Regions from separate parts of the Homo sapiens genome. Here region 2 is linked to region 1. Evidence: read pairs that join two places in POLR2A ChIA-PET (ENCODE). Cell type or tissue: GM12878. All regions are shown on one strand. Each heading gives the region's core, and the rest is flanking DNA. Links, peaks and the distances in the headings are about the cores only.

The links. Peaks named below come from ENCODE experiments on the same cell type or tissue, not always from the same donor. Only the 100,000 strongest peaks of a DNase experiment are listed, where the experiment ranks them.
Region 2: POLR2A ChIA-PET joins it to region 1 with 5 read pairs; 2 of 35 experiments call an interaction of 5 or more read pairs at or near these places.

The regions. Positions count from the first base shown.
Region 1 is chr2:230,744,625-230,753,902 of GRCh38, reverse strand. The region is part of intron 1 of CAB39 (calcium binding protein 39); the gene reads right to left. It also overlaps the pseudogene RNU6-268P. Among named protein-coding and RNA genes, the nearest start is that of CAB39, 36 kb to the right of the region's middle. In GM12878, for the core only: no CTCF peak of the experiment used is centred there; no DNase peak of the experiment used is centred there.
Region 2 is chr2:230,314,564-230,323,841 of GRCh38, reverse strand. It overlaps a transcript of SP140 not described here. Among named protein-coding and RNA genes, the nearest start is that of SP140L, 8.0 kb to the left of the region's middle. RefSeq lists an enhancer at 4,216-4,365 and a silencer at 5,496-5,545. In GM12878, for the core only: no CTCF peak of the experiment used is centred there; DNase peaks (open chromatin) are centred at 4,471 and 4,991; H3K27ac peaks cover 1,767 bases.

The sequences.
Region 1 (9,278 bases), core at 2,878-6,877:
TTGTTTTAAAACAGCCTTAACTATGTTTTGGACATAACTGAAGTTCACGAAGAAAATGAACAGAAATAGATATTTTAATAAAATAATTCATTTGGCTTTCAAATACAATTCCCTTGTCCATTAAAAAATGGTTTTTTCTTTTCTTTTTTTTTTTTTTTTGAGATGGAGTCTTGCTCTGTCACTCAGGATGGAGTGCAGTGGTGCGATCTCAGCTTGCTATAACCTCCACCTCCTGGGTTCAAGCAATTCTGCCTCAGCCTCCCCAGTAGCTGGGACTAGAGGCACGTACCACCATGCCTGGCTAATTTTTGTTGTAGAGACGGGGTTTCACCATGTTGGCCAGGCTGGTCTTGAACTCCTGACCTCGTGATCTACCCACCTCAGCCTCCCAAAGTGCTGGGATTACAGGTGTGAGCCACCACGTCTGGCCAAAAAATGGTTTATAATAAACCTCAGCAGGATTCCTTGGGCTAAGCCAAAAGTATTAATGTGACTGGGACAAAGCCAGACAGTGACAGGATTCTAAAGTGGGTTGTGGCAATCCGTACCTGCTATGGGGACAGGCTTCCTTCTGATGGTAATTATTGGTGTATACTTGAATCCCAAAGTGGTGGTATGTGGGGGGCTGTTAACATATTACTTTCATATAAAATGAACAGTTACAACACTGCAAGCTGAATCCGCATGGACATTTAGCTTCCCCCTTTCGCATTCATGCACTGCTCTCCGCTAGTTGTTTTCTTCTCTCTCCCAATGCCCTTTCCTTTCCTGCATCTATTTATTTATTTATTTTCCTTTCTGCATTTAATTCAATGACTCTACTCCAATGTTGATGTCCTTCAAGGTTCCACTCTTGGCTGTCACCTCACCCTATATTCCCTCTGGGTGATCTCATCTATGGTTTCAACAATCTGAAATCCATTTCTAGCCCGACCAATGGCCTACCTTTCCAACTGCTGCTCCCTATAGATGTCCTCCAGGCAATCCAAATTTCATCTAAGTCCTGCTTCTTTTTCAATGTTCCCCTTCCCAGTGAATGGATCCATTGTTCACTCCATCACTAAACTTGGTTGTCACAGCAAACTTTACTCAACTCTTCCATGTATATTCAGTTCACGATTTCAGTCAATTCTGTTTTCTAAATCTATCTTTACAGACATTAAGGGTAGACCCTCACCATTCTCCACAAAGGCCAGGAGTTGTCAATGGGGTCACTATCACCTCTAGGGTATTTCTATGGTCTGAATATACCTTAAAATCCATGGGTTGGAAATTTAATTCCCAATGCAAGTGTTGGGAAGTGGAAACTAATGGGAGGTTTTTAGGTCATGAGGACTCTGCCCTCCTGTCACTATAACGAGGACCTACAGGAGTGGATTGCTCTCTTCTGCCATTGTGAAGACATGGCATTTGTCCCTATTTTGACCTTCCACCTTTCACCATGTGAGATGCAGCCCTCCTCAGACTCTGAATGCCAGCACCTGATCTGGGACTTAGTCTTCAGAACTGTGAGAAATAAATTTGTTTTTTATAAATTACCCAGACTCGTATATTTCGTTATAGCAGCACAAATGGACTACGACAGAGATGTTGTGTGAGATCTGGTTGTCTATGATTGGGACATTTACTGACCATTGAAATATTTTTTTTTTTTTGTAAATATGTAACATTTCACAAGTTTGTGTGTCATCCTTGTGCAGGGGCCATGCTTATCTTCTCTGTATCATTCCAGTTTTAGGGTATGTGCTGCCAAAGCGAGCACCAAAATCATCACTTTAAAAAAGGCATTGCTTTTTAAAAGCACATAAGCATATCCTTCTGCTAGTTTCTATATCCTTTGAGGTTGGGGGTGTGTATGTGGGGGGGGGGGGGGTGGTCAGAATATGAAACTCTTTCCATCTACTCCTGCATCTAAGTCCATCACAGAGAGTTAAAATTCGAGCTTTTAAAAAACGGTTATACTGTTCATTATGCAAAATTCAAACATTAAAGGATTACATAAGGTAGAAAAGTGAAAGTCACCTGAAAAGCCTGTAAGAGACAGTCATTATTAGTAGTTTGGCATATATTCTCCTTTTTATTACTTGCTTTGTATTTGTGGGGGGTTTTGGTACTGAAGTCTACTCTCTTCTCCAGAACAGATGGAGACCAGATGACACTAGAAATGGCCACTTCTATCTTACAAAGAACAAAGACATCAAATCACTGCTCTATTACATTAATATTCTCAAGAATATTTTCAAGAGTACAAAGCAACATCCCAAGAAAGTGCTAGAGAATATACAGGATACCCATTAGGAAAATAAAAGCCCACACCATTTAAGTTAAGCCTGTTAGGTACTGCCCATCTTTGGAGATCTGACTGCTTTTGCGTTATGTGACACACTCCTCTTCACCTATGTATTGACAAATACTGAAAAGAACTCAAAAGGTCCATAAGTCAAAAGGTCCATAAGCCAGTCAGCAGAACATTCATTCACTCCATTTCTAACTGTGTTTACTATATGTCACAAACTTAAGGCATCAAGAGTGCCTGCTCTCAAGACAACATTCTGGTGTGTATGGATGTGGGCGTATGTGTTTAGAGACAATAATGAAAAACTGCTGAATGACAACACATTCCTAGACAGCTGAGCTCACAAGACTCTACACTAACATATGTGTTAGATCTGACTCACGAACTTCGTGGTCAAATACAAAAAGCACAAACAAAGAAAAAACCCCACACATCATAAGATAGTTGCCTACAAGGATTATTAAGGTTCTTAAGCAGTCATGGAGTGTGAAATGTAGTACATGCATGAACACATTCTTTTTAGATAACTGGCTCTAAGACTTAATCCCTTGCTTCCAGTGTTAATGTTACTTAATTAAAACAATAACTATTTACAGATACTGTGTTAAGTGCTAGACTATCTGTCTGGTAGTACAGAACAATTATTTAAAGCACAATAGTTAATTACACGGGTTTTAAAGATAGCCTGGGTTCAAATCCTGACTTTGTTATGCCTCAACTGACTTAGACATTTCTAAGCACTCTTTTCCTTATCTCTAAAATGGGAAAAGCAATAGCTACTTCACGATATGGTATAAGAATTAAAAAGTGCTTAGCACTGTATCTGCATATCTATTATATAAACTGGATAGCAATATAAAATGGAATAAAATGAATGACCTTATTGTTCTATTTAAGCCTACATCTAAAGTCTTGATTCAGCTTTTGGATGAATGGGAAGCAAGATTTTCTTAGCTGCAACTAAGTTGTGATAACTAAAAATTTTTAAAATAAAAACAAAATTGAGAACTACATATGGAGAAGTAAAAAAAAAATAAAAGATGTGGTAACTTAGGTTCCATTAAAATAAATCAAGAGTAGCTTTAAGAAGCAGTTGAAATTTGGGGTAATTTATAAAGGGAAGAGGTTTATTTAGCTCACGATTCTGGAGGCTGAGAGGTACAAGATCAGGTGGCAGCGTCTGGTCAGCTTCTGGTGAGGGTTTTGTGCTATATCTTAACATGGTGAAGAGGAGGTGGACATATGTAAAGAGACCAAACAGCAGAGGTGGCCTCACTTTATAAAAGCCTGCTTTGGCATTAACTAATCCAGTCCCAAAACAGTGAGAACTCAATCCTGGGAGAAAGGCATTAATCCCTCTTAACGACCTAATCACCTCTTAAAGATATCTCCTCCCAACACTGCCACATTAGGGGCCAAGCCTCAGCATAAGTTTTGATGGAAATAAACAACATTCAAACCATAGATGGCACATATTTGTAGAATATTTGTAGAATGAACTATTATTTATTTTGATCCTCAAAGTAACAGCAGGATTCTCCATTTGTTCGTTCCTACAAGAAGTTCTATTATTTCTATTCTATAGATGAGTAAACTAAGGCTCAAAATTATTGGCTAGTTTGTTCAAATATCATGAAACTAGCTAGTAAAGCGAAAAAGCTGGGACTTCAAAGCAGGTTTTTAGCAACTCTTATGCAGTGTCTATTAGGTTGTCCAGTATCTTTCATACTACAATCAATATATTCATATGTATCAGTAAACTTAAAAATGTTTCTAAGCCCGCAATTACACTTCTACGAGTGTATCCTCATAATCTATTGCTTCTCTAAGATTTACATACAAAGATGGCCACTGAATAGTTATTTAATACAGTAGGAAAAGGAAAACCAACCAGAATTCTCAGCAAATAGAACTGAACATTCAGAAGTCATTTAAAATCAATGCTTCTGAGGATTTCTACCGATATGAAAAAATGTCTACAACTCCTCTTAAGGGAAAACACTTTAAATATAAGTTTGCATACATATAATCCCATCTTTATCTATACATGCAGAGCGATTTGCTAAGAGAAAAAATAGCAAAGGTTAATAATGGGTAGTGAGAACATGAATTGATATTTATATTTTTCTAAGGTTAAGTATTTACAAAGTCCATATAATACTTTTTTTCTAAATATAAAAAGTGTATTTTAAAAAAATCAATACATGATCATTTCCTACTAAAAGAAACCAAGACTTCATGAAAGAGTAGGAAATACCCAAGATGAGCCAGGGACGTGTTACTCCAGAAAGCAAATACTGTACTTATGAGGTCATGCTAAAAAAGGCACAGGAGCTAAGTTGAAAAGTGCTGCAAAGGCCTAAGATGGTAGAATTTGAGCATAAAAAATAATGATTACAATGCATTAACATGGAAATCAAGCATCTGCACACATTAAAGTATTGTATATTTAATAGTAACATATGTATATATAAGAATATATGTAAAACATTAGCGCCCATTAAAATTATAATAATACTAAAAATAATTTTCTTTGGTTACCTTGGAGGTTGTGAAGGCAACAATGCAACACTCCAACAATTGGTTTAAAAAAAAAACACGGGGGCGGGGGGCGCACATTTATCCTGCCTTTTTCTGTATAGACTATATTTCAGGATAACCATATAGATGACAAGGGAAAGTTCTTTATAGGAGATTCATAGCTAATAAGTGTGGATAGGAAAAAATTACCATTTTGTTATATATATATATATATATATATATATATATATATATTTTTTTTTTTTTTTTTTTCTTTTTGGAAATAGAATCTCACTCTATTGCCCAGGCTGGAGTGCAGTGGCATGATCTCAGCTCACTGCAAACTCTGCCTCCCAGGTTCAAACCATTCTTGTGCCTCAGCCTCCCTATGTAGCTGGGACTACAGGTGGGTGCCACCACTGCCAGCTAATTTTTGTATTTTTAGTAGAGATGGGGTTTCACCATGCTGGCCAGGCTGGTCTCGAACTCCTGGCCTCAAGTGATTGACCCGCCTTGGTCTCCCAAAGTGCTGGGATTACAGGCATGAGCCACCGCACCCAACCCATTTTGTAATTCTTAATGAAATAATGGAACTAGGCAACAATCACCAATGGCCTTAACCATTAGGTGAAAGGCTGATGGGGAATTTCATAGAGGATACGCAGGCTAACTACATGGACAACACTAATCTATTAGGACAACCACACACCAGTGTGACTCATGATACAACACAATAGGAAGTACAAAGCATCATCTATCAAAATTTGACTCTCCCTTGCCCACCCCACCCAACTACAATTCTGAATCAAATCAAGCTTCTAGATCTAGCGGTTGGTCTACAGGCAACAAGAGGGAGGAACAAGTTTAACATCACCATAGGGAAGCAGTAAATCAAACCCAGAAAATGGACACTTCACAGGACAGATGTCAGGCTTCTCCAAAAAACCAAACAACATAAGAAAAAGGAAAAAAAAAAAAGACAGCAGAGACTTAAATAATAAGAGCCTCATATAGTCAAATACAATGCATGGGCCCTCTCTGGATCCTGATTCAAATAAACAACTGAAAAAAAGATATTTTGGCAATCAAGGGAAATTATATACTGGGTATGACAAGGAATTACTGTTAATTCTGTTAGGTATTATGACGTATGTAAAAAATATCCTGATCAGTTAGACATACATGTGGAAGTATGAGTGATATGGGATTTCCTTTAAAATACTTTAGTTCCACCTCTCTCAGAGAACAAGGTGGGGGACAGATGAAATAGCTAGCAAAGTATTAACTGTTGAAGCTGGAAATTCATTACACTACAGCCTATGTGTATACACTTATATATTTCATAATTTAAAACATAGTAATATGGCAAAAGTTTCTATTTGAAGAACTGGTATGTCTCAAATCACTGGAAGGTGAACTATATAATCCATTATATTTTGCGCTAATTTTCCCCCTTATTTGCCAGCAAGTTAAAAGTTAGATTTATGCATAACTGCAAAATGACCACTGTGACCACTGTAATCCATGTTTCAGACATAAACACTACCTTTTCCTTCTACAGAGTCTCAAAGTTCTCTTACTTAACTGTTCCAATCTACATGTGTTTTCATTTTGTCCACTGTAATTCAATTAAACTCACCTTGTTGATGGCAGGTAAGAGGAAGAATATCTACAGAGGAAACAGTTCCATGGGCAATGCCATCAACAAGTGGTTCATAGTGCTCCTCTCCCCTTCTCTCCGTGAAATAATTTTTGGAAACTACAGCAATGCCAATGGGGGTAACCCCTCCTCAGAAATGCCCTCACTCCTCTACTTGTCAAAATGCTGCCCATCTCTAGACCACTTTTTTCTTTTTCTTTTTGAGAAGGAGTCTCACTCTGTTGCCCAGGCTGGAGCGCAGTGATGTGATCTCAGCTCACTGCAACTTCTGCCTCCCAGGTTTAAGCGATTCTCCTGCACCTGCCTCGGCCTCCCCAAAGTGCTGGCATTACAGGCATGAGCTACCACTCCAGGCCTCTAGACCACTTTCAAACACCAGCTGCTCCATAAAGATCTCCACAGTAAAAGTGTAAGACCCTCCTTATACCCGTAAGATTTTTAAAATCTTGATTATAATGTGTTATTATGTATGTATGTATCACTCCCAACTAATCTGGAGGCCTCTTGATAGCAAAGTTGTATATTAACAGTCATTTTATATTCTTATAACATTTGGCATGCTGCTTTGCATGAGACCCCAGATACATTTGCCAAGTGGGACTGAAGAACATTTCTGAAAACAAAAATCACACCAACAAAAAAAATCCTACAGAAATGATACATAAATAACCAAGAGTTGACTAGAAAATTTTCACCTGAAACCCATGCAGAAAGGAGCCAGAGGCCAGAACCAAGATGCTCTTGGAGGGTAAGTGAGCAGGAAATCTAGCAAAGTGCCTATAATTTCTCTATTGCTACACACAAAGCTGGACTCACACCTTTGCTGAGCAACTCTTAATTTGTCTGTCTGAATACTGTTTATACCATGAATATAAACCTGGCAATATTGTGACTAAAGTGTGATGGCTTCACGTAATACCCAAGATGGAATATTCAAAGGGTTGATCTGGGTTCCTAAGAGTGCAACACTATTTATAGAGCCATCCTGTTATGCAGCGTCACAGCTTTTTGGGATTGACTGTTTTTATCAGTGTTAAACTGGAATGAGTCATTGATTAAGGTGTGTTACATACTGTGATGTGTACTCCCTAACCCAATGTCTGCGAACACTTTCCATCCATGAAACCACCCTGCACCCTTTCTCTAGCTCCCATGGTAACTAATTCCTGTATATCTTTAAAGTCACATAAAAGGCTAGCCGTGACATTACACACTGAATGTAGGTGTCAGGATTCAAGGCAAGTCTTCTGATTCCAGATTCTACTTTTTGTACTTACTTGTTCTGTCATCTTACACATAAATCAAGTATTACAAAAAAATATAAAACATAAAAATGTAATTTTAAACACAGTAATCACAAATAAATGTTTGCTGAGTGACTTTGTTAAATCCCGACCAAATAGGCAAAGGGCAATTTCTAAGATTATGAGTCAAATAAACATGAAAAGGATACCCCTGAATGCCCCATCCTTAAAAAAATTTTTTTTTTAATTTAAAGATTTTGGCCAGGCGCGGTGGCTCATGCTGTAATCCCAGCACTTTGGGAGGCCGAAGCAGGCGGATCACAAGGTCAGGGGATCAAGAACATCTTGGCCAACATGGTGAAACCCCGTCTCTACTAAAAGTACAAAAATTAGCTGGGCGTGGTGGTATGTGCCTGTAGTCCCAGCTACTCTGGAGGCTGAGGCAGGAGAATCGCTTTAACCCGGGAGGTGGAGGTTGCCGTGAGCTGAGATGGCACCACTGCACTCCAGCCTGGGCAACAAGCGCGAAACTCTGGCCCCGCCTCCCCTGCAAAAAAAAGAAAAAAGAAAAAAATTTTAAAAAGCTTGGTCCATACCCCAGCTTCATCTGCTTTTAAGAGGATTATTGCTCATCATTGATAAAGTTCCTTTTCTATTAAATCTCAGATATATGCTGCATAGAGAGTACCTCCCAGTCCCAACCAAGTCTCCGGAGTGCAAGCATAGGTCTGAGGACCATGAGCTCCTCTGAGGACTCATCATCCTTTGGGAAAATAGCATCTTAACTAAAACAAACTTCCTTTAGGCACATGTCTACATTTTTCTCAGAACACTTACAAAAAAAGATTTTTCAAAGACTTCAAATTTTTTTAACCTTTCCAGAATAGAGAGGCAAGGGTAAAGGTAGACCATTGTTAGCGGAACATTCTCCACGATCCTAAAACTAGATATACCTATTATATATGTCAAGTAGACCATTAATTCCATTTTGGTAATCTAAAGTATTAAATAATTCTTATGCTAACCTATCTTTAATGAATGAATGAATTAAACAATGAGTACTTAATGAAATGGGCTTAGTGAATGTATTGTTTAAAAACACTTATGTTCCTCTTAAAAAAGGCTTTCTGTTAATCCTTAAAAATTTTCTTTATAGTAAATGAGAAATGTCAAATTATGAATGTTTATGAAATATGCTGTAATGCTAAGGTTCATTCTTCATTGGAGCAACAAAATATATTTGCTTAGAGAAAAGAGTGGGCTTTGCTTTAGTAGCTGATTTTTTAGAGAAAAGTCATTTTACAAAGTAGCAACAGCTCTTGCAGAAAGCTATGTGTTAATTTTACAAACAGGAACTTCATGTTAAACCTCAAATACTTATTGAGAGACTCATACTACTATTGTCAAATTTTACTGTGGTGATTTCAGTGTACCATGCAGTTGTTATAGATTTCAAAAACTAAAGTTATGATAAACACAACAGATTATTTCAAGCTCCCTTAAATTCTTTCTGGAACAAGGTAGGACATGTATAAACAACCACTGTAACATCTAAACA
Region 2 (9,278 bases), core at 2,337-6,336, 430 kb after region 1:
GACAAGGGGAGCATTGAACAACACAGGAAGTCCCTCCGGCCACCTTCTGAAGGTGGGGACCATTCATGAGAAACCCCGAGGATGCCCTCAGTCCTTGTGCAGCACCAGGAGGAAAGAGACTGGCCCAGGGCCACCCCTGAGTCCGCATCATCACACAGGGTCCTTCAGCTGAGCCCCTGTTGTATCTGCAGCTGGACATGCACAGATCCCTGTCCCATGGTGCTGACGAGCACCACAGGCTCCTGGTGGCCCATGGAAGCCACCTCATGCCTCCTTCCCAAGGCCATCCAGCCAGCAAGGCCTGCCACAGACACACTGTGAGCATGCGCAGCGAGCAAGGGGCCAGTGACCGCCATTCCCCATGTCAGCCTCCCGTGTTCCCGTCCAAGCGGCCACCCCGTGCTCCTCCAGGCTCCGCCCCCAACTGGGCCTGCACCCCCTCTCCTGGCGACGCAGGGCACTGCAGCCTCCTAAGGGCTGGGTGGAAATAAAGCTGAAAATCGTCCTCTACTGGGGATTATAGCTCACCAAACACTTCGAAATGTGTGGTAGAAGTGCCATAGTTCCTTCTAAATAAAGTCGAACCCATGTAAGGACTGGATTCTGAGATCATTTTGCCATCCAGCAGCTCACGAGCATCACCAGGGCACCGCCTGCCCTCTGTTCAGCCCGTGAGGGGCGGGGGACTCTGCCCTTCACTTCTCCTGGTCCCTGTCCTCTTCCCTGAGAACTTCTTTCCTTCTGGAACCCCAAGGTGGCCCTGCCTTCTGGACCTCCCCCAAGGCTGAAGCCCTCAAGCTTGCCCCGCACCTTGAGGCCCTGCAGGACACTCCTGCAGTCCTTGCAGGGCACGCTGATGTGACTCGATGCTGAGCAGTTGAAAACATTCAAAAATAGTGGGCAAATGGCAAAAGCGGGTGGTATGGAGTGAATTAGAAGACATGAGGTTTCATGTAGTGCGTTTCATCCAGACAAGTGTGGCAATGTCCCCCACCCCAAACCCAGTCTCCCTGAATGAGGGGAAAGAGCTTCACCTTCCTTTACCCTCAGGGTGTAAGAGTTAAAGAAAGGGGAAAGAAACATGAAAAGTGGCTCAACAGTTAAAGACAGGTTTATTTTGGAGAATAAACCTGAGAGGGGATTCTGGTCAGTTTTGGTCAGGAGCATTTTCTCTTACTGACTAAGGGTATCTAAGGGTTTAGGAAGTGGGGAGCTTATAGCAGGCTGGGAATGTTTCCATGTGAGAGAAGGTTTATTGTGGGGTTGGAATGTCTCTGGTGGGAGGGGAGGTTGTCTCAGGGTTGGCATGTTTCTGGTTGGAGGGGGGTGGCTTATCTTAGGGTTGGAATGTTTCTGGTTATGCTGACATTAGCCATTAGGCTGATGTTTTTGGGCTGGATTTAGGGGGCTTTTTAATTAAGGTGAACTTAAAATTGTGGTGTTTGTCCAAGATGATGGTGCTCCTGCTCTGTCACAGGGCTCCTCTGAGTCTTAGCTTCCCTTTGAGCCCCAACTGCTGGACTGAAAAAGAACGACTCTCTACAGGTTCACCACGTTTCACATTCTGGAGATTCCTGATGGCATCTTCCTGTGTTCACCAGTGGGTCCCCATTAGCACAAATATCAGCTATCATCGGATATTTGGAACCAGGCAGCTCCATGTTGGATGTACCCCACAAGGGTGGAACTAAGGCTGTGGGGTCAAACCTGCCCTCAGAAAGGTGGAGGAATGTCTTCTGAGCTGTGGTGGGACTGAGGTCTCCTTGTGAGCTTCAGGGTCCCAACAATGCTGGGCTGGGCACCACCAGGAGTGGAGAGAACCTGGAGGCTGGGGCTGGAGGCAGCAAAGGCTTCAACGAAATGTGCAGCCTTTTAACAAGTCCTCACTCCTAATATTTCTGCAAACCTCCATGTGTCTACTAGTTTCAGCACAGTGAGCTGGAATGGAATGGTCCCTGGACTATCCTAGATCTTAGGACTGCCAGGTGATGCATGTGTGGTGAGAGAAGGAGAGTACCTCGTGGACCATCCAGATGGTGTCCACCAGCACCTCATGGGCAGCAACTTTCATTTCTTTGGGCTGGAAAGTGGGTGCTCCTATGAAGAACAGGGTACCTGGCAAGGACCTCAGTGTTGCTGAACAAAGGAAGAGTGGGGTGGAAAGTGTAGCTTCATGAAGATTTAGAGATTATGAGACAGGAAGTACAGTTCTAGCAAAGGCCAATGCCCATCTGCCAACCATGGTCTGGAGGAGATGTGCAGGGAAGGGGTGGAGTCTGCCTTTCCACAGGTGCTCCTCCTGGAAATGTGGGTGGGAAACAGCTGACTGGACCACTAGGGGGGGTTCTCCCAGGGCACCTGTGCCTAGCAAGGGCTGAGAAAACCCTGTTTTGAGGATGAGGTGGGTCTTTTTAGCCTGTCAGTCATAACAGATCTGGTCTAGGAGAAATCCAAAATAAAGTCTAATGAGCTCTCACCAGGGCCAAGCGGTGGGAGCTTGGTGGGACAGCCCTGTGCATTTCTCATAACTGGTGCACGTGCTTTTCATGGGTACAAATGCTGTGCCCAGGGAACAGGTTGGCATCATATAGGGCCCCAGCCCACTAGCACAGGACCACCTGGTCTGGCCAGGCCATGAAATGGCCCTGGGAACCAGGCTTTGCTGGGAATCTTGTGTCTCACCTTGGGATGAGGTTGTCAGGGCCAGGTGGGCTGTAAAACTGTCAAGTGGAACAAGTTTTGGGGAGCAGGTGGCCTCCAGGGCCTTCTGGTCCAATGTCTTTCTGGACAACATACTGACACAGTTGTGCTGATTCCCACAACAATGACATTGAAGTTGAAAACTCATCCATCTCAAAGATCAGATGGTTGTAGATGTGTGGTATTATTTCTGGGCTCTGTTCTGTTCCATTGGTCTATATCTCTGTTTTGGTACCAGTATCATGCTGTTTTGGTTACTGTAGCCTTGTAATATAGTTTGAAGTCAGGTAGCGTGATACCTCCAGCTTTGTTCTTTTGGCTTAGGATTGTCTTGGCAATGTGGGCTCTTTTTTGGTTCCATATGAACTTTAGTTTTTTCCACCCACAGGATTATAAATCATGCTGCTATAAAGACACATGCACATGTATGTTTATTGCGGCACTATTCACAATAGCAAAGACTTGGAACCAACCCAAATGTCCAACAATGATAGACTGGATTAAGAAAATATGGCACATATACACCATGGAATACTATGCAGCCATAAAAAAGGATGAGTTCATGTCCTTTGTAGGGACATAGCTGAAGCTGGAAACCATCATTCTGAGCAAACTATCGCAAGGACAGAAAACCAAACACCACATGTTCTCACTCATAGGTGGGAATTGAACAATGGGAACATTTGGACACAGGGTGGGGAACATCACACACTGGGCGGGGCCTATCATGGGGTGGGGGGAGTGGGGAGGGATAGCATTACGAGATATACCTAATGTAAATGACGAGTTAATGGGTGCAGCACACCAACCTGGCACATGTATACATACGTAACAAACCTGCACATTGTGCACATGTACCCTAGAACTTAAAGTATAATAATAATAAAAAAAAGAAAACTCATCCATCTCATCTGCTACTGATCCATTTTCTTGATGTATAGGGGAATAAAGGGTAAGTTCCCTGACAGATCCACTTATGCAGCTACTAGCCAGTTGAGAATGGCCAGTGGACTCAGTCTAGTAGGTGACACCCTCCTTTCCAGAGAGAATTGGAGACCCCTCTGCACTCCCAACACATACCATCTATGGCCTATTACACCCTCTCTCATGAATAATTCTAGAGGATGTTCAGCCCATTGAATGTGGAGCTATGGAAGTGAGGGGCTCGCATTTATCTCAGAGCCTGGATTCCAGGCTCAGCTGTGATGACAATAATGGTATTCTTGAGCTGTGCTTGTAAGAATTTGGAATTGGAAATTGGGTCCTTCCCCACTGGGGAGCATGAGGAAGTGGGGCTGGGATTTACCATTTATCATTCAGACAATGGCACAATGCAGGAACCCAGGAGTTATTTCTTGTATTTCCTGAATAAGCACAAAACAAAAAGCACCAGCCAGCTCCTGTACAGCACTCTGGGCCACATGTACTGACACAGATGTTACAAAACCATCTAAGAGCAGACATGTCCACTGGCATGCAGAGTGCACCAGCCATGGGCACAATCCCATTCTGTGAGACTCAGAGGAGTGAACACAGACACCAGAGAGAGAGCCAGAAGTGGTGGCTACATCATTATATGGCCAAGACTCGAGGTCCTGAGATCTCAAGGCTGAGGTCCTGCATCCTCCTCCCCACCCAGACTCAGGCAACTGTGGATGAACCCTCTGGAGGATGAGGTGAACAGGAGATGGAAAGTGGTCCTACCCACCTTTCTGGCAGCTCTGGCAGGATGCGGTTAAATATGTAACCACATGTCTCAGTAGAGAAGTAACCCCCTTCCCTGAACAGGCCACACCCTAGTTTCCTGCTTAATGCTGGCGGGGCCACACTATACAACTCTAGAGTGTGCTGTCCTTGTGTGAACTGGTGTAGACTCTTTCAGTCACACACAAATGGAGTTCGGCGGAAAATGTGAATGAAGATTTCAGGAGAGCAATATCTCGGTGTTGATGTAAGGTAGTAAGAGGTGGTTTCATGTCAGATGAAAAATTCCAGCCCAGAGGAATCTGAACAGAAGTGATAGCAGAAGGTGGGAAGGCACCTGGTTAGTCACATTGACCTGCAGCACCCAGTGTCCAGTCTGCATCTAGAGTGACTACATTGGCAGCTAATTGCTAACTCTAGCTTGGATCAGAACAGGAAGAGCTTTTGTTCTGGCAGGTGATTTCTGTGTTTAGGTTCAAGCCACACTCTAGTTCTTGTCTGCAGTGGGCAAAGCTCTGCTCTATGTTCAGACTGATTTCACTTCACTCCAGGCATCAGCCAGAGACTTGGGAAGGGTCATACACATTATCTGAGTTCTTTTCTGTGGCTTTTTGCCTTCTGGGATTTTCCCTTCATTCCTTAGAAAGCCTGGTTGCTCTGGGCTCTTCCCCATGGCTTGGCCAACCACAAAGAAGGTAGGCTTTCTATCAAAGCTTTGGTTGTGCCACACAAAACTGTTGTTGCTCTCAGGGACAGGCAATAAAAAACAGGAAGTGTCTCTTCGAGTTTCATTTACCTTACAGAGGCCTCAAGCCATTGTTTTTTGACTACCGTCCAGAGTTTCTAGCTGTCCTCTGCAAGAGGACTTGATGCTCAGGAGTTTCCTCCTAAATATCAGAAGCAGAACTCCCTGCTCCTCACTCCTAAGCAATGACCCAGCCCTACCCCCCTCCCACACTCAGGCCTGCTCCTGGGGGCACCAGAAGTTCTAGAGAGACTCCCCCAGGCCCACTGCCCACCCAAGAGAAGAGACACCACTAAACATAGCATCAAACAGGAAGCGCACCTTCGTTATGAGATATACAACTCAGGACTACGCATACTCTGTACTTTTGCGCTCACAGGAGTTGACTTATTTCAGTAAACAAAATAAGAAAACAAATAATACCCCTGGAGAAAAGGCATGGGCATTCTAGAATTTCACTGGAGTTAATTATAAATCATCTATATAGATGAGACATATCAGTTCTTGCAGAGGAGTCTAAGTGTATTTTTTGTCTTTGTTACAGAAGGAGATTGAGTGATGGTATCGAATCCTGTACTTGTTTCAGGGACTTACTGAAGCAGCCACCTCTTTCCAAGGGATTCAGGCCCTGTCCTTCCCTCTGCCTCCTTCCTGCTCTGACTTCCCTGAGCATCTAACTAGGGAATAAATGGCACCCTACTGGGCATATGTGAGAGTTTGATGTCGCAGGAAACAGTCATGACAACTTTAGTTCCTGGGCTCCAATTCCAGAGCTTTGTGAAGCCTCCCAGGGCCATCTACCCTTCTTCCTGGTGGAATGTGCTTCTCCCAGCTCAGCAGAGCAGGGTGTGTGCTGATGCCCAGGACTCACCATGATAGATTCCAGCTGAGAGGTCATTACCGAGAGCTCATGACCTCCCAGCTCAGGACAATTACAGCACCGGGTCCTGGCAGCTCCCAGGGACACAGCACACTCCCAGAGGGTAGGAACCCACCCAGGATCCAGCATCTCTTTGAATGCAGGTGTACTGGATTGACACCATGACAGGTATAGCTCCCATCCTTGTTCTTGGTTGTCCAGTGGTGTAAGGCAGACTGCCTTCCCTCTAGAACAGTGACCAACTCAGCCTTTGCCTCCGCAGCACAGGGCAATGGGGAAACAGTTACCTGGTCCCATGGACCCAAGGAACTTGGCAGCCCCCCAACTCTGCGGCCTCTCTGACTGGCCTGGAATTGCCCCTGTTCCTCCATCAGACAGCAGTGGTCCAGGCCTTGAGTGTCCCAGGTGGGTTCCCTTGGTCAGCTGTGATTTCCTTGGCTGTCCAGCCTCCTCCATCCCCCTTTCCTAACAGTCCCCAGTTCCTTTGGGTGAAGGAGCTCTCCCTTCTGGGTGCAGGAGTGAGGAGCTGTTCATCACAATGCTGGCCCGTGAGCAGGCCAGGCCAGCCAGACGCTGTGTGGTGGGAGTTGGACTCTTGAGTGAAGTATTGTGAGGAGTTTTTGTTTTTTGTGTTTTTTTAAAAAAAAATTAGTAAAATTATTAACATCCTTAAGGACACAGCTGCATCATTCCTGGCGCTCAATGCCTGGAACCACTCTGATTCCTGCCTTTTTCCAGGGCTATTTGCCAGCTCAGTACCCCTGCCTTCCAGCCCTTTCTGTGAGGCACTGTGTATTTCATCATCAAAGTCCCTTTTTGCCTAACCTAGATAAATTGGGTCTCTCTTGATGGCAAAGAGCCTGAATTGATACAAGGGTGTTTGTGTTCATCTTAGATTTGTTTATTTATTACTTATGTATTGCATGCAGGGCCAGAAACTTTCTAAGTGAATAATAAATATTAACTTATTAATCCTCACAATAATCCAGAGGGTTACCTCAATTTTACAGATGAAGCAGTGCAGGGGAAGGATGAATAGCTTGCCCAAGCACACACTGCCAGCAAGTAGACATGTGCAGGAGCTGGGCTTCTACCTACACGGGCTACATTCAGAGTCTGTGCTCTTAAATGCTAGCCTGTGCTGCCTCTCAGTACAAGTTAGTATTGCTTACAAGACCAAAAATCACTAACTAGCCAATAACAATTCAGTTTGGATGAAAAAAGGAAAGGTATGGCAAGGATGATGTAGAGCTGTATTTATTGATGTGACAATGTCCATTGTATGTTATTAAGTGAAAAAAGTTGATAAGCATTTTTTATTTATTAAGATGGTATACCCACTGCCTCCCTACTCCCTGTCTCCCAAACACACACACGTTACAAAGCCTAGAATCACATTCATCAGAATGTCAACCATGGTGATTCTCCTAACCTGAGGAGGCCCATCAAGCTCTGAGTTTCTTCGTGGTAGGAGGTATGAGCTGCAATAGCTTGGAGCTTTGGAGGGGATACACTGACATGCTCCAGACCATTGAACCCCTGACAGCTTACCTATATGGCATATCTCTGAATCTTTGTAACGTTTCTCTCCCACCACCTGCAGTGTTTGTGATTTAGTAAGTCATTCAGAATAGTCTATATTTCTCACTTATCAGGCCCATGAACATACTGTCATCAATCCAGTGGACGAATGTAATGTATTCCAGAGTTTCCAGAAAGGCTATATTGTAACACGGAGCAGGATTCACATTGCCCTGGAGCAAGACCGTAAGGATATACTGTTGTCCAATCCTTGAGAATGTGAATTGCTTCTCAACCTACATCCTGCTGAATCCTTTAAAAGTGGCATTTCCATATTAATAGTTGCATATCACTTGCTAAGGCTGTGCTAACCCATTATAATAAAGATACCATATTTGACACAGCAACTATAATTGGGGCTACTCCTTGGTTAAGTTTTAGGAGCCATTTAGCAGCATGAACCACCAGGAGATACCAGAGGGCAGACTGCTGAATTAAAATGGAGGTGTAACTGGGGTAACAACCCCTGCCTCCTTCAGGTCTTTGTAGGTGGCACTAATCTCTATCACTCCCCAAGAATGTGATATTGCTTTTAACTTACTTGTTTTCACCATGAAACCTCAGTTTCAGAGGCTTCTGCTTGGCCTTCCCTAAGACAGTCATTGTTATTTCATAGTTTAGGAAAGCCCAGGTTAAGGAACCGGGTCAGCCAATTGCTACGTATTATGATGTATGCATGAATGTATATCCTGATTATACATTCAGGAAGAGGGGAAACGATTGCTGGGTGGCTCTGTGGATCCAGAGGGCCCATTGTGAGATGGACATTACCTGATCTCCACATACTCTAACAGGGGCTATGATAGGGCTTTGAGTCCCCAGGGATTAGCATCAACTCTGACATTGTACTCAACATCCCTTGAAAGATCTGTGTATTTTCCTTTCCCCGGCATGTGAGTTACTTGAATAAATGGCCATAGAGCCCTCCCGTGAAAACTTGAGGGAATCAGTGATGTGCACATTTACAAGGTTCTTCCTTATGAGAAACTGCCCTCATTTCCATCATGGGTTCTGGATTCCATTGAGAACTGGCTGAGGTTTGGAAGCTGGGCAAGGGGTCTAGACTTCACCTTTAGAGAGCTGACCTCAGCATTCTGCTCATTGATGTCCAATCTTTTTTGATTATATGTCTAAAGCAATATCCTTGTCAGCTGCCCATCTATCTTGCCTATAGGAACAGCATATCCATGCATGTCTGTCTTCATAGATACCTACAGGCCAGGCCTTCCAGCTGTCACTCTAACATTCATGCCCCTTAGGGAAATTACTTTATCTTGCCCTCACAGTTAAATGCTGCCTCTTGGCCTCTGTTATGCTGGAACTCTTTCATTTTACTCACTACTGGGGGATCCAGTTCTATAAAACATCCCTAGCATTATTCCAGCTTGCAGGGGGCAGCCACCATTGAGCTTCTCAAGGATGTGCTGCCCCCTCAGCAGTGCATTCCTTCTCCCTTTAGTTAGTGTCTGAGACACATTAGTAGTGTTCCCCTTAGGAGGAACTCAGTCACCTGATGGATGGATTCTCCAGTTGTAGAGTGCAGAGTCATTCTAGCACACCAACTTCTCTATCCTTGGGACCCACTTTTCCAGACTCTGCCACAGTAGTTCTGGTATCTCTGCTTCCACTTGATTTAATGTGTACCATGGCTTATACTAAGTCTCTAGG